2 separate regions of the Homo sapiens genome follow, and region 1 is linked to region 2. A link is a contact called in ENCODE Hi-C or POLR2A ChIA-PET data. All regions are on one chromosome and are shown on one strand. Each heading gives the region's core, a stretch centred on a gene start or an enhancer-like site at or near the end of the contact. The rest is flanking DNA. Distances are from core to core; before and after follow the strand shown.

The links. A loop is a pair of places that touch in the nucleus more often than their neighbours do. ChIA-PET counts read pairs that join two places held with the same protein, here RNA polymerase II (POLR2A). Pooled maps may share reads with other maps.
Region 1: a loop to region 2 is called in a pooled map, with 2.8 times the contacts of the local background. The contact joins two enhancer-like sites. A Hi-C loop is called at or near these places in 1 of 168 maps with a recorded cell type or tissue (mammary epithelial cell), 3 of 37 single-sample maps with no recorded cell type and 9 of 50 pooled maps. POLR2A ChIA-PET finds 5 or more read pairs at or near these places in 3 of 52 experiments (BJ, Caco-2 and activated CD4-positive, alpha-beta T cell).

The regions. Positions count from the first base shown.
Region 1 is chr1:210,250,103-210,252,970 of GRCh38, forward strand. No RefSeq gene overlaps it. Among named protein-coding and RNA genes, the nearest start is that of SERTAD4-AS1, 18 kb to the left of the region's middle. RefSeq lists enhancers at 1,266-1,821, 2,377-2,868. Within about 2 kb of position 1,354, at least 11 of the 41 ENCODE cell types and tissues checked have a DNase peak (open chromatin) inside an H3K27ac peak, as active enhancers do.
Region 2 is chr1:210,392,269-210,395,062 of GRCh38, forward strand. The region is part of intron 4 of HHAT (hedgehog acyltransferase); the gene reads left to right. Among named protein-coding and RNA genes, the nearest start is that of HHAT, 65 kb to the left of the region's middle. RefSeq lists an enhancer at 1,437-1,731. Within about 2 kb of position 1,508, at least 8 of the 41 ENCODE cell types and tissues checked have a DNase peak (open chromatin) inside an H3K27ac peak, as active enhancers do.

The DNA.
Region 1 (2,868 bases), core at 104-2,603, 140 kb before region 2:
GAGATTGCGCCACTGCACTATAGCCTGGGTGACAGAGCAAAGAGCAAGAATCTGTCCAAAAAATAAATAAATAAATAAAAGAAGAAGAAAGCAAAAAGAAAGAAAGAAGAAGAAAAAGAACAAATCATAACTCTTCATTTATTTGCTTAGAGTCAATCTATTGTATTGATTTCTGGTCAAATGACTGCTGTTTCTTAACCACAAGATTATAACCAACTTAGTGGTGAGAACTAGATTAGGAGTTAGGAAACAGAGTCTTGCCCAGGTTTGCCACTCACTAGCTGTCTAACCATGAACAAGCTCCTTCACTTCTCTGGATCTTGATTTTCCATCTGTCAAATGATGAGGCTGGATTCAAAGGGCCTCTAAAAGATTGTTCCCTTCTAACCTTCTCTTCTGATTCTAACAATTCCTGATTCTAACAATCAGGGATCTTTCTGAAGATGTTCACTTGAGTTTTCTGCATGTCACCCTTTCCTTTCCTTCCCTTCCCCAGAATGCCTTTTTTCCCTCCCAGTGAAACTGAGAAACTGCTTCTGGATCTTTCTTTAAGAACACATCTCTGAGTTTTCCTGTCCCAAATGATTGTTTTCTGCATATGGCGGCTAATCTATTGTCTTCTGTAATATACATTCCTCCGGATAGGCCATGCTTCCCCATTCTCACTGCAGTTCCTCTGCCCCTCCCCCTGGAGTGCTCCTGCCCCCGCCTCCTTTAGCCGATTAGCTCCACACACCCGGAGCCAGCCAGGCACAACGCGGCTCCCCCTGGCACAAGACTGTCCTCGCCTTCAAGCAACCAGCCTGTCTGCACCATGCAGGCAGGAGATCCGTGAACCCTCTTCTCTCTCATTCTTATGCGTAATAAAATAGCGGACTTTCCCCCTTCTTTTTATGAAGACAGTTCTTGCAGCTGTGACTATAACTGTTTTTTTTTTTTTTTTAAATACCAGCCAAGATTATGGTCCCATAACCCAATTAGTGTCATTTGGTTGTGGTCCAAGGGCTTCCCCTGCACGAGTTTTAATTTGGGGATCCCCGGAGGCTGCACTCCACATCTGTAGCCGGCCTGTTCTTCCTCTCCCCTTATTTGCTCGAGGTTTATGGGAGGATTAGCTGTGTGGTCTGGGAGGCGGCTGCTTCTCTTTCATCCTCACGGCTCTCGAGCCGCGGAGGAGCCTTTTACTTTTCATCATCAAGCCCTGGCACCTGGAGGGCGGGCAGCCCTAGCGACTGGAATGAATCAGAGGATGCCCTGCAGGCCCCGGGGGGCGCGGCCCTGCAAGCATGGGGGAGGGGAGGACGGGGGAAAGGCTGCTTATTGGGCTGCTCAGCACCCGGCCAGACTGCGCTGTGCTGGGACGGCGAGGGGGTGGTGAGGAGGGCAGCCGCAGTGTGAGGTGGCCCCCCCCCGCCCCGCCCCCACTCCCTGGCTGGCGAGGGCTGGCAAGGGCTCCGGGCGCTCATTGTGCAGGCAGCTGGCACCAGCTGGGAAGGGGAATTAGCATAACAAAGAGCCGGAGCGAGCGCGGCGCGGCCCGGCGGGGGCTCTGCCGAGCGCCCCGGGCTCGGAGGAGCCGCGCTGTCAGCGGCTGTGGCGCGCTCGGGCCTCCTGGCCTGAGACCCTCGGAGCAGCGGGGCCCGGCCCCCAGCGGGCGCGCTCTGTCTGGGTTCCGGCCGCAGGACTCGCCCGGAGAATGCAGTGGGTGTGGGTGTGTCCGGGACAGCGTGAATGGGCGTGGGTGTGTGTGTTCGGGTGAGTGTGGGTGCCCGTGTGTCCAAGCGTGCGTGTAACCGTGTCCCTGGGCGTGGGAATGCGGGTGTGAAGGGGTCACCTGCACACGGGTGGGGACCCGCCAGCCCTCTTCCCTTCCGCCCCAGGAAGGCCTCTTTGTTTATTTCTTTCCGGAGACCGCGGTGGTTCTTCAATCACCAGTTCTCAATCCTGATTGCACCTCGGAGCCCCCTTCGGGAGCTTTTACAAAACCCTCAGGCCTGAGCCCTACCCCAGAGGCTCGCGATGAATTGGACTCTGCTGAGGCCCCCAGCGGATGTTTCTTCAGACGTCCGCGTGGATTCCGACATGCGGCGTGGTTGGGAACCGCCGAGTACCCACTCCCACTGTCCCCAGCCCTGCTGCCGACCCTGGACGCCAGCGAGCGCCAAGGAGACCGGGGCCGGCTTGGCCTCGGGTTTAGGGCCTGGAAGCTTATCCTTCGCCTTCACTGGTTGAGGTCAAGTGCACATTCCCCCGACACTAGCGCTGGGTCTTAGGCTACCGACTGGGCAACCTCACCTCCATTATTGCATCTAAGCCTTACAGCAGCCCCATGGGAAAAAAGCTGTCGTGAAACGAAGCTCAGTTGAGTGTCACAAAGGGTCACAAAGCTAGGTATTCGACCCACCGAATTGGAGTCCAGGGCTATGGGACTCCAAAGTCCACGTTCTTTCCACTGTAATATTTAAAAATAAAAATTAAACAACTAAATCAAAAACCACCGCTGCTTTTCAAGTGCTGCCAAGACCTCAAGCTGACCAGGTCCCTGGAAAAACCCTGGGAGGACTCTGGAGGAGGCGGGGTTAGGGTGTAGCAAGACTCCTGACCCCAGAAGGTAGATACGGCCTAGACGACGTCACTAGAAATTGCCCGGGGCGTCTTCTCTCCAGCAACCTTCTGCACCGCCTTCCACCTGGGTAGTCTCCCTCCCCGTCCCGGCCCTTCCAGGCTCCAGCTCCCCACCCCCTCCCTACAGGAAGGAAATGTGACAGCACAAGCCGTTCGCCATCACCCAGGAGCTGTCAGCAGCTGCGCAGCCCGGGGCGGGAGAGAGCACCGCGGTCAGAGACCCGGGGACCGGGGAGCTGCACC
Region 2 (2,794 bases), core at 258-2,757:
CTCCCCACGTCTCTGGGCCATACACATCAGGACCCACATGGCCTCCTCTGATGGGTCTCCTTTGCCTCTCACCCTTGTTCTTGTTCCTCCTTGTTTGCTTCCTGTAGATCAGTGTTTCTTAAATTTTTTTCAGTATTGTCCCCAGGGCACCTTTCTAGATAATTTTTTTCCCTGATCATCTCTCCTCTGTGAAATTTTAATACTACAGATATCCTGTTTATATCTCTTCATGTACTGTGCGTATGTCTGTGCTTTATGCATAAGGAGTAAGGTTTTCTAGCCCCTGATAACTGACAAGTAACCTAAAACTTAGATAAAATATAGTACTAATCTTCTACAAATGTTAAATTATTAAAAAAATAATAGAGATAGAGTCTTGCTGGTCTCAAACTCCTAGCTTCAAGCGATCCTCCCACCTCTGCTTTACAAAGTGCTGGGATAACAGGCGTGAGCCACCATGCCCAGTCATTACTAATTTTAATTTCCATTCTATCCTTAGGTCTAGCCTACAAAATCTGCCCCACCCCACCTCGTTTATAGGAGATACAACCCTTGTTGAGAATGCATGACTGATATTAATAACCTGTTCCTGATTAGATGCCCCTCCCTCTTTCCAAACCTCCTCCACGTTCAGCTCCTGTTTCGCACCTGACATTGGCAGAAATCTAGCTATATTAGGATATAGATGTCCCTTCATTTTATTTGCTTGTACCTTTGAGTTCTTGCTTCTCCTCTCGTGGGAGGCAGTATTTGGTGTGGTTGAGAGCACTAGGGTCAATCCCTGCATTGGCCACTCTCAAGCTGTGTAACCTTAAACAAGTTCCTGAATATCTCTAAGGCTGCTTCCACAGTTGTGCAAGCAGGATGGCACTGCTGGCTTCGTGGAGTTGTGGAGAGGGTCTGATAATCAAATGTTTTTCAGAGTTATGCTTGCACATGAGGACAGCCCAATAGATGGTGTCTGCTGCTGTCATCTGCTGGCATTTGCTCCTGGGAGCAGTTTATGGTGTTCAAGAATGGAGGTGACGGTCTTGAGATTCCAAAATCCTCAAGGGCATAGGCCATGTCTAGCATCCATACCAATGTTCCCATACTGATGGTCTTTTCAAGCTTGTCTTGGGTCCTGGGGGAAAGGATTGAGAAACACAGCCCCTTCCCTTGGGGAGTCACAGTTGAGTGGGAAGTTAGGAAAGCAAATACTGCTCACTCTTCTGTACCTGATGTTGTTGGCTGGGCACGTTACTATGGGAGAAGGTGTAGGTCTCACCTGCCGTTCTGGTCTCAGAGCAGGCCTCCGAGAAGGTGGCTTTTGAGCTGTGGCTTGAAGGAAATGGAGTTTACTTATTTCACCTTTCTGCATCTTGTTACCAGGCAGGGGTGGACAGGTGGACTAGGCTTCTTCTCTGCAGAGCACATCTTATCCAATATCAGTAGGAGGTATTCCTTTGCATTTTTCTTGGAATGAGGCAGAGTGAGCACTGAGTCATCTCCCTCTGTATGTGCCTCTCTCATCCTCTGGGTGACCACGGGTTTGATTTGTGAGACAGCTGGTGGGCCGGGTTCTGCCTGTGGCTGGGGCACAGTGCTTTCTTTGTCTGAGTTTGCTTGGCCCTTACATAAGTATGAACCACAGCGTTGGCCTCATTAGCTCTCTGCTTTCACCACCTGGACTAAGTGTTCCAGATGGCCTTAATTCGGGTAGTTGTTTTTGGTACTTACTCAGAGTGGAAGATTTAGGCTGCAGTTGTCCTTTTTTCTCCCCATTCTCTGAGGCATCCTAAACTATAGGCAACACTATGCAGGGACAGGCTTTAGCAATTCTTGCTGTTGTAGCCTTAAGCCCTGAAGGATTCTAGCCTCCTCCTTTATCTACTATCTAATCTCGTCTCTTCCTTGGCTCATTCCACCTCCTCCCATGGAGAGGTGACAGGTTATTTTTATTTTCAAAAGCATGATCTATCTTTTTTTTTTTTTTTTTTTTTTTTTTTTTTTTTTTGCCATGGTAAGAAATAAAACTTTCCACTGAGTTCCTTGGCTCAGTTAAACACCCTTTCCCTGGATAAGGCTCTCTCTTTGGGTTTTGGTGAGACTTCATCAGGAGCCAGTGCCCCTGGAGGGAAGGCTGAATCATGGCTTTCAGCTTTGGCTGTGCATTTGTTATGATTGGATTGGATGTCACGGGTCAGACAGTTGCCTCCTTTCATGAACGCCAACTGTGGCCTCACTACCACCTGAGACATTGTGTTCTCTGCCCTCAGAACCAAAAAATACCCCCGTGTGAACTTTTTGAGAAGACTGGCCTGGTGTAGGGTTGAGGGTGGGTGCTGTTGCTAACCACAGAGCCGGGTTCTCACTGTGCCTCTGACGGGAGAACCCACATCATTAGCAATTGACTGACAGGCTGAGCTCATCAGGCGCAGGTAATGCAAAGGGCTGAGAAGCCTGACCCATGGTGCTGAGTGAGATGAGTTAACCAACCTCTGGAAGGCTGCAGGGAGCAGGGTTCTTTTCCAGGACAGTCCCAAATCTATCCACTGAATAGAAATCTCATGTGCTAATGGTTTTCCTGGAATCAGCCCCTTCTACCTCCATCAGTGCATGTCTAAGGAGGGATGAAATTCCTTTTACGTGGGCCTGCTGGCCTTTGCTCCCAGGAAATGGGATGCAGTTGTTCAGACTGTGGGATGGGTGGGTTGTATTTTTCTGTTTGGGGAGATTATATATACATATGTATGTATATATATAATACATATATATTTCAGTAGCAGCTGCTATTGATTATGTAGTATGTAAT